2 separate regions of the Homo sapiens genome follow, and region 2 is linked to region 1. A link is a contact called in ENCODE Hi-C or POLR2A ChIA-PET data. All regions are on one chromosome and are shown on one strand. Each heading gives the region's core, a stretch centred on a gene start or an enhancer-like site at or near the end of the contact. The rest is flanking DNA. Distances are from core to core; before and after follow the strand shown.

Evidence for each region. Hi-C counts contacts between places; a loop is a spot of excess contacts on that map. ChIA-PET counts read pairs that join two places held with the same protein, here RNA polymerase II (POLR2A).
Region 2: a map of gastrocnemius medialis shows a loop between it and region 1 (2.6-fold over the local background). The contact joins two enhancer-like sites. A Hi-C loop is called at or near these places in 1 of 168 maps with a recorded cell type or tissue (gastrocnemius medialis). POLR2A ChIA-PET finds 5 or more read pairs at or near these places in 4 of 52 experiments (AG04450, H1, activated CD4-positive, alpha-beta T cell and 1 more).

The regions. Positions count from the first base shown.
Region 1 is chr7:102,833,068-102,837,846 of GRCh38, reverse strand. All of the region lies in intron 18 of FBXL13 (F-box and leucine rich repeat protein 13), which reads left to right. It also overlaps a transcript of FAM185A not described here and the pseudogene RNU6-1136P. Among named protein-coding and RNA genes, the nearest start is that of LRRC17, 78 kb to the left of the region's middle. Within about 2 kb of position 2,651, at least 3 of the 41 ENCODE cell types and tissues checked have a DNase peak (open chromatin) inside an H3K27ac peak, as active enhancers do.
Region 2 is chr7:102,889,307-102,894,085 of GRCh38, reverse strand. The region is part of intron 12 of FBXL13 (F-box and leucine rich repeat protein 13); the gene reads left to right. Among named protein-coding and RNA genes, the nearest start is that of LRRC17, 21 kb to the left of the region's middle. Within about 2 kb of position 2,302, at least 11 of the 41 ENCODE cell types and tissues checked have a DNase peak (open chromatin) inside an H3K27ac peak, as active enhancers do.

The sequences.
Region 1 (4,779 bases), core at 1,402-3,901:
AGTTGCCTGGGCGTAGTGGCTCATGCCTATAATCCCAACGTTTTGGGAAGCCAAGGAGGAAGGATCACTTGATGCCAGGAGTTCGAGATCAGCCTGGGCAACATAGTGAGACCCTGTCTCTATAAAAATTAAAAAATGAGCCAGGCATGGTAGCATGCACATATGTGGAAGGCTGAGGTAGAAGGATCATTCAAGCCCAGGAATTTGAGGCTACAGTGAGCTATGATCATGCTGCTATGCTCCAGCCTGGGCAACAGAGCAGGACCCTGTCAAAAAGAAAGAAAAGCTTATAAGAATTTGAAAGCGCATCTCTTCCACAGAGAAGAATTGGGGAAGACTGTAGAATAAACCACATTTGAGCTGGTTTGAAGCCAAAGTTTATCCCTCACATCACCATCTAATTTTATAACAAATTTCATCATGAAAGTGTCTTTGGAAATATTTGTTTTGGTCCTTGGCCTTATCCCCCTTTCCCTTTCAGAGTTCTCTCCATGTTTTAAAACAGGGAGCTTCTCTGAGGCTGGGCCTTTGCTAAGCCTTGCTCAGCCTGGTTTCCCTGGCAGGGAAGGTGGGAATGCAAGAGTGGCATCTCCAGGAGGGGCACCTTCAGGCTCTGCAGAGTTTAGTTGTGGTGCCAGGCCATGACCAGTCCCACTTGCTCTGATGCCCAGTGGGAACAAGGCCATTGTTGGTGGAGTGTAGCTCTCCATCTCATGGGATATGCGAAGTAGATATCTTGGGATATGCCCAAGAAACTGAAGTTTTTGTATTTAGTTGATATCTTAAAATTGTGGAAGTTGCATTTTAGCCTTTGGGGCAGCCAAAAATGTCTTCATTATAGAAAATGGTTCTTGACAGCACATATTTTCCAGAATTACCAACAGGGAAAAACTCCCCAACTTTGCAGTAGAATTAATTGGGACCTAATGAGGCAAATAGTCAAGAGATGGTGTTATGAGTATGCAACACGAAGTGAGCTTTTCTAAGGCTAGAAGCTGCCACCTGTCAAAGTGGTTTAATTCAGGATTTTGGCAGAAGCACATTATTGTGACAGTCAATAAATGTGAGTGAAATTCAGTCTCCTCTACGTACCCTATTTAGGAATGTAGTCATTAAGTGCCTACACTGTGACTCAGCTCAGAAGACACAAGAAGGAATGATCTAACTCGCTAAGAGATATGGAAGTTTTCTTCCAGATTGCCAACACACAGCAAAATTGGCTGATACATGGGAAAGGAGCCAAACTTGATAATGTTTGCATTTTTATCTCTGTCTTTACTGTAAAAGATTTTGACTTGGAAGAAATTTAGTGTTGCATTTTCCAAGGAAAGAAAATCAGCAGCATCGATAGAAGTATGATTCTGCAGCATTGGAGCCAGAAGTGTATATTGTAATCTTATCTGTAGGGGGGAAATGGAATTTCATGAGTGATTATGTTGAAACATGCTTGCAGATTTAAGTACTTAATATGACTTATATGTGTTTAAAGGAAAACACGAATTCTAAGAGAGGAAAAGTTCTGACTTTAGTTCGCCAATCTGCCACTGATTTAGCATAAAGCCTTAGACCAATTTTTGTGCCTCAGATTTTCCATGGATGAGAATGGTACCATGAATGTATCATAGACCTTGTAATCATTTTTAAGTTAGTTTTAAATTTAAAACCTCTGAGAACATTTGTCTTTAAAGAATATTAGAGCTTTTAAAAAGGCATAAGGCAGATTTGATTCGAGCAGTCCAAGACATTGGCAGATGCTACTGAAGAGGGTTTTCAGACACGAAGAGCCTTGAATCTCCCTCTAAAGCTTGTTTCATCCTTCAATAAATTATTCTTATAGTTTAAATATTCTTTCTTGCTTTAATTTTTCTCTGGTTCCTCTAACTCTGTCCATTCTCTCTAACAATGTTAATGTCTCTAACAAGGGAAAAACAATGTCGGGGCCGGGCGCGGTGGCTCACGCCTGTAATCCCAGCACTTTGGGAGGCCGAGGCGGGCGGATCACGAGGTCAGGAGATCGAGACCATCCCGGCTAAAACGGTGAAACCCCGTCTCTACTAAAAATACAAAAAATTAGCCGGGCGTAGTGGCGGGCGCCTGTAGTCCCAGCTACTTGGGAGGCTGAGGCAGGAGAATGGCGTGAACCCGGGAGGCGGAGCTTGCAGTGAGCCGAGATTGCGCCACTGCACTCCAGCCTGGGCGACAGAGCGAGACTCCGTCTCAAAAAAAAAAAAAAAAAAAAAAAACAATGTCACCTTACTTCTTGCAACATAAAAATTCTTGTATTATTAAAAGAGACTTCTTAATTTTCTTGAAGACATAAAGGATCAGTGAACCAACTAGTATGTACTGAGCACTTACTGTGTTCTAATATGATGTTTGGGAAAGGGATATGAAAGCTAGCAGATTTCCAGGCAGTACAAGGGGCTTATTGCATTTTTATTGAATCTCCAAACTGAGATTCCAGGCCACTGATTCCAATAATTCAAAGGTAGATTCCTTTCTGTACCTCCTTGGGTGTGCCCCACTATGCTTGATTATCTCCAGTGACAGGTCCCAAGCTATCTCCTGACAAGCTGCCCCTTCTAATTTTTGCCATCACGTAGTTGCCAGACAAGACAGACTTTCATGCAGTACAGGAATGAGTCAAATACCCTAAGTGCTGAATCAGTTGAAAAAGACAAGTTCTGCATGAGATCAAAGAATGAATCACTGTTGGCTGTTGTGGTCAGGAAAAGATGATGACTTAGGGTTAAATAACCAATATCTTTCAGTTTTTCTCAAAGTACAATACATTTGTGCATCTTTATTATTATTGGTGTCATGTGCAAATCCTGATAGTAGTTAACATTTATTCTTTTTAATGGCTTAAAATTTTTAACTGACAAATAAAAATTGTATATATTTATGAAGTACAACATGCTGTTTTGATACACACACACACACACACACACACACACACACACACACATTGTGGAATGGTTAAATCAAGCTAATTAACATTCATCACCTTACATACTTATGATACTTTTTATGGTGAGAACATTTAAAATCCATTAGCAAATTTCAAGTATACAATACATCGTTACTAACTATAGTCATCATATACAATAGATCTCTTGAACTTTCTCCTCCTAACTGAAAAAACAATTGAATGTTTCACAAATCTGTGTCATCCTTGTTCAGGGGCCAGGCTAATCCCTGTATTTTTCCAATTTTAGTATCTGTGCTGCTGAAGTAAGCACTAGTTAACTTTTATGGGGTGCTTACTATGTGCCAAGCACTAGCCAGTGTGCATACTGCCTCTCAACTAACACAGTATATAAAATCTTAGAGATAGCTAGAGAATCTATTTTGTGCTAAGAGCCACATCACATATATATATATATATATAATCACATATATATAATATATATAATCACACATATATATAATATATATATAATCGCATATAATATATATATATATAATTTATATATAAATAAGAAGTATCTTTAGTAACCCATTAGGGTTACTAAAATCTAGTACTTACAACTAAAATTAATGGTAAACTACCATTTACTGAGGTCTCTAACTTTGTATTCTAAGAGGAGCTGCTTCATAATGAGGCAGAATTCTTAGAATGATTGAGCACATGTAGATAATTATAATAATTCTCACATTTTGGGGGAGGAAATTTCCTCCTTTTTCTTTTCTCTTGTCTTCTCTTTTCTTTCTTTCTTTCTTTCTTTCTTTCTTTCTTTCTTTCTTTCTTTCTTTCTTTTCTTTCCTTCCTTCCTTCCTTCCTTCCTTCCTTCCTTCCTTCCTTCCTTCCTTCATCATGGTTTCCAATTTCTACTCCTATTGCTTTTTAAATATATTTTTACAATTACGGTTAGGTTTACTTTTGTGGATTGTTTTGTTCTTGTATAACTGCTGAGTTGTAAACTTTTAAGTGTTATTTCCTCATGGATTCTTATCACTGAGTTATTTTTTAACTGAAAAGTAGGAATGAAAATTAAGAAGTATTGATATAAAGGGAATGATTTCCAGGCCTTTTTCTAGTCCTAGATATTTCAGGTGAACATTTCAGCATTTCAAAACAATGCTAGAGAGTAGATGTTATTTTCCCTAAGTTAAAAAAGAGGAGCTGGGCACAGTGGCTCATGCCTATAATCCCAGCACTTTGGGAGGGTGGATCACTTGAGGTCAGGAGTTCAAGACCAGCCTGGGCAACCTAGAGAAACCCCATCTCTACTAAAAAAAAAAAAAAAGAATTAGCCGGGCGTGGTGGTGCACGCCTGTAGTCCCAATAGGCACAAGAGGCACAAGATCACTTGAACCTGGCAGACAGAGGTTGCAGTGAGCTCAGATTGCACCATTGCACTCCAAGCCTGGGCAACAGAGGAAGACTCTCAAAAAAAAAAAAAAAAAGGAAACAGGCTCAGAAAGATAGTAACTTGCTAAGATTTAAGAGGTAATAAATGGTGGAAACGAAAGCAAAACTCGGGTCTGTCTGATTCCAAAGAATCTGTTCTTTCCATTACATTCCACTGTCAATCTTGGAGTGTCTGCCATATAATCTTACCCTCAGATTTCTTTTCTTCTACTCATTACTGACCATATGAGTCAAACTTCATTAGACCTAACTTCAAGAAAACCAAATTTTGTTAGCAGGCATTTGAATATCACTAAGCTGTTAAGCTGCTTTGTGAATATCTTTTGCTATAAACAGATGTTGGATGTAACATGGGTTTTTTAAATTATTTTTTGGGGGCATCAAGATCTAACATCTGTATTTCA
Region 2 (4,779 bases), core at 1,053-3,552, 57 kb before region 1:
AATGGAGATTGCATAAGCAAAGCAAGAGTCAGGGGAGGAATTTCTTTGTCTCTTTCTTTTCTTTTCTTTCCTCTTTCTTTTCTTTCCTCTTTCTTTCTTTCCTCTTTCTTTCTTTCTTTCTCTCTTTCTTTCTTTCTTTCTTTCTCTTTCTCTGTCTCTCTCTCTCTTTCTTTCCCCTCCCTCCCTTCCTTCCTCTCTTTCTTTTTCTTTCTTCCTCTCCGCCTCTCTTCTCTCCCTTCGCCTTTCCCTTCCCCTTCTTCTCCCCCTCCCCCATTCCCTCCTCATCCTTCTCCTTTCTTTCTTTTTTTTTTTTTTTTTGAGACAGAGTCTTGCTCTGTCACCCAGGCTGGAGTGCAGTGGTGTGATCTCGGCTCACTGCAAGCTCCACCTCCCAGGTTCACACCATTCTCCTGCCTCAGCCTCCCCAGCAGCTGGGACTACAGGTCCCCGCCACCACACCTGGCTAATTTTTTTTGTATTTTTAGTAGAGATGGGGTTTCACTGTGTTAGCCAGGATGGTCTCAATCTCCTGACCTTGTGATCCGCCCGTCTCGGCCTCCCAAAGTGCTGGGATTACAGGCGCGAGCCACCGCGCCCAGCCTCTCCTTTCTTGAAGTTAGGAGACCTGGGATCTATTTCTTGTTATGCTACTAACCAGTTGTGTAACCTTGGAGTTACTTGGTTTTTCTGCCTCGATTCCTTCACCTGTAGAATGGCTAGGCTGGGCTAAATAACCTCTAAGGTCTTTTTCAGCTTTAGGATTTTGTGTTTCTAAATGGTAACTAGACAAGATAACCAAAAAAGGAGCAAGATTGGAGAAAAAAGAATAGTGAATCTTATTTTGGAAAGGCCAAATTTCAGGTTGCTGTGATACATCTGGGTACAAATGACAAGAACAAATTGGAAGTAGAAGTCTGGTCCTTGGAAGAGAGCTGGGAGTGAAGGTATAGATTTGGAAGTCTGTCAATAAACGTTAATTGGAACAACAAGAGTTTTGTGACCAGCTAAACCAGTTGTGAATGACCAGATTATGTATCAAAATGAATTGGAAACAGTTAAATTCAAAACTGTGATGCACTTATATTTGGCTGATTCCATTTTCCTTTATTGTATGGAATAATAAAGGGCAGGAAAAGCCTGACTTTTTAGTGTTGGCTGAATTCTATGGTGTAAATACTCTCACCATGGCCTATTTTAAGCTACCAACAGGAAGTTGGGAAGAGATATGCAGTAGCACATTATTGTGTAATATTCTAGAGAAATGATAGACATTAATATCCTCAAGAACATAGATAATGCTAATGTGGTAAAAATGAGGAAGTGACACATTTTGAGTATGTACTACCTTGGTTTTTAATATAAGAATATCATTTGTGAAACTAAAGTGCTATACTACATATGGTTAAAAAAATTGTTGCATTTTGTATTTGAAAAAATATGTGGTTTTAAGTATCATTTAATAAGGAGGAGTTCTAGTGGAAAAGTAGTTATGAGTCAAAAAAATCACAGTGCAATTCCTGCTTTTCTGGGTCAGTTATTGTGCCTCAGTTTCCCTGTTAGAGGAATGGTTTGTGTCCTTTCTGAACCAGACTTCAACCTGTGTTGAAAAAAAATTGTAGAATTTATGAAAACATTTTTATATATCTTGTAAATCGGACTTATATAAATTTAAATGGTTGTTAAAATTATTCATTGGAACATAACAGTTATGTTCATAGTGAAAATTAAAAATTAAAGAAAGTAACAAACACCTATTGTTTAACATCCACAGCTTAATATAATCTCTTTGTAGGCAAAATGTATAAGGATGTTTATTATATTAAGTGGTAAAAATGAAACATCTGGCAAAAATTTTTAGATCTTGAAGAATCAGATGACAAAGTGATGAGTCTCAGGGGACTAAGATCGTGTTTCCTATTCCTGAAAAAAGGGTTTGAAAAAATTTTATTCTTTCTGGAAACATACTTATTTTGGTTTCTTATTCTCTTCTCCCTATCTTGTGAAATGACACAGAATTTCATGAACTGCTTACAAAACTCTATTTTGGTCTTGGACCTGGGTGAGCATGTGGTTAGAACTGTAGCTGTAAAGCCACCATCTAGTTCAATAAATCTAGACAAACCAAGTAGCTCTGTGGATCATTGTGTTGTAAGAAAAAAGTATTATGGTTGTGATTTTCTCAGTAATACAAGGGAAACTATGAACAATTTGGCCACTGGTTGAGGAAAAGAACCAATTAGTGTATTCTAGAATGGCAAAGTTTAGGATGGATCAGCCTGCTTCTGACAGATCCCAGCTCTGAGTCATTGTGCAGTAAATGCACACAGAGTTGGCAAGCATGCAAGCCTTCCTGGCATCTGTAGGCTTCACTCAGCTTGTGTCCTGGTTCCTCACTCACACTGGAAAATTAATTTTTTTTTAATGTTTGGTTGTCCAGTGTTTTTATATAAATATGGCAATGTTTAACAACTGACCATATTGACTGCCATCCCGTTGAAACTACTAATTCTAATTTATATTCTACAAACAATTCATTCAACAACTACTTGGTCTATTAACAAACACTCTGCACCAGGCACTGTGCTGTACTGTAAACGATACAGTTATGGCTAAGATGCTGTCCATGCTTCTTGGGAGGGAAACTAGACATGTGTGCAGGTAACTGTCATATAAGGCAGAGGATATAAAATGCAGGGAGAGTGTAGACCACAGGCTTTGGTGCTCAGATGTAAGAGTTAGAAACATGTCTACCTGAGGTGATCAGGGAGGACTACCAGCAAGAAGTGCGTAGTGAATGGATAGGATTTCAGACCATAGAGATGGGGATGGCTGTGAACAATATATAGACCTAGACAATACAGGATCATCTAAAGAGGGATTGGCAGGACCTCGAGAAAGACAATTACCAGACCTCTCTTCCTGTCCCTATAGAGGACATGGTATTTGAGAGTCTGTCAAACCCTCGTAGCACAGTCCCTAGGAAGTGTTGCTATTAAAGATGCTTGTGGTGCATTTGAATGCAATAAAACAATGTTCCATAATAGTTTTGAAGGAAAGCTTTGTTTTTCTCTCCAACAGTTCATTCTACTTGCTAAGTCAGGCTCCTTTGAGTTCACTAAGAGGACATAAAAATATATGGATATTACTAAAGTCATCACACTACCTATTAGTCATTGGATGCAGTGCTGTGAGAATGTGAGAAACAGCTGGAGGTGGTACAGAAACACAGCATGGGCCATGTCTATCTCAGATGGATATTTCTGGCTGCCTTAGAGGGTCTGGCTCTGCATATATGTCTTTTCTGTGCTGCTGAGCTAGCTGACTCACAGGCAGTTTTGGAGGAGTGGGAAGTGGAAGCTTCATATGATGTTATCATCCCTGTCACTAAGTCTCTTCCTTCTTTTTACTACCTTAGAGCGGCAGAGGGATCTGAGCTAGTCCTTTGTGCTTTGCACTTTGGTCTTTAGTAAGTATGTGGCTCACTGACAACTCAATTCCTTTACAGACAGGTCTGTCTTCTCATGATGATGGGTTGAGACCCACCCAGAGGCAGCTGGAGAGAATTTTCCTGTGATCACCAAAGCTTTTCTGCCCCCATCAGCAGCAGTAGCTGTCTGCTGGGACTTGTGGTTGGAACACCACTGGTGAGGCCAAGTTCCTCAACTTCCCAATCAGTGGGGGCTTAACCAGCAAAGGACAGGGTGGCAGGGCTCCAGTTGGTGTCAAAATGGAAGCCAAAATCACTTTACAACCAAACGGGAATCAGATCTCAGGTGTAAAAATCCTACACAGAAAATGCACAGATATCAGCTGTGATGAGACCTGGAATTTTAACTTGGTAACATATTTTGCTTTTTCCTTTAGAGAGGAATTTTTAATTTCAGACTTATATCTCTATTATTTTAGGAAGAGGAAGGACAACTAATGGTTGCTTGGCCTAAAAGATTCTGGGAGGAATATGTGAGTCATAAAATATTAGCCAAATATCTTTTTGGATATTCTAATGTAAACTGTGTAGGAAACTAAGTACTTCATGCCAGGACAAAGCTAAAGAGTCCTTCTCAGAGCCCTACCCCCCACCCCCCACTTTCTGGATACTAATCTTATTGGTTGATAGCATCAAGTTTTGGGCTGTGTTGTAAGGATCACCCAGCTGTGGCTGCTTTTTGCTATCGTTTTCCCTCTTGTTCAGGAAATCTTGTCATGAACGTGTTACAAAGACAGCAAGAGAGAAAAGATTGTATGTTTTATGAAAACCATTATTAGAGATATTAATGTTAGGGTTATGAACTAAGGTCTGGAATGGGGGGAATTTAGAATTGTCATAAAAAACAACAAAGGATGAGCTCTTGTCCTTTGCAGGGACATGAATGAAGCTGGAAATCATCATTCTCAGCAAACTATCACAAGGACAAAAAACCAAACACTGCATGTTCTCACTCATAGGTGGGAATTGAACAATGAGAACACCTGGACACAAGGCAGGGAACATCACACACGGGGGCCTGTCAGAGGGTGGGGGACTGGGGGAGGGATAGCATTAGGAGAAATACCTAATGTAAATGACGAGTTGTTGGGTGCAGCAAACCAACATGGCACATGTATACCTATTTAACAAACCTGCACGTTGTGCACATGTACCCTAGAACTTAAAGTATAATAATAATAATAAAAATTAAAAACAAACAAAAAACAGTTCTCAAACCTGGGGTTGTGTGTCATAATAGGAAGAGGTGGCCTCTAGCCCTGGCTCTGCCATTGCTATGTGACTCAAGATAA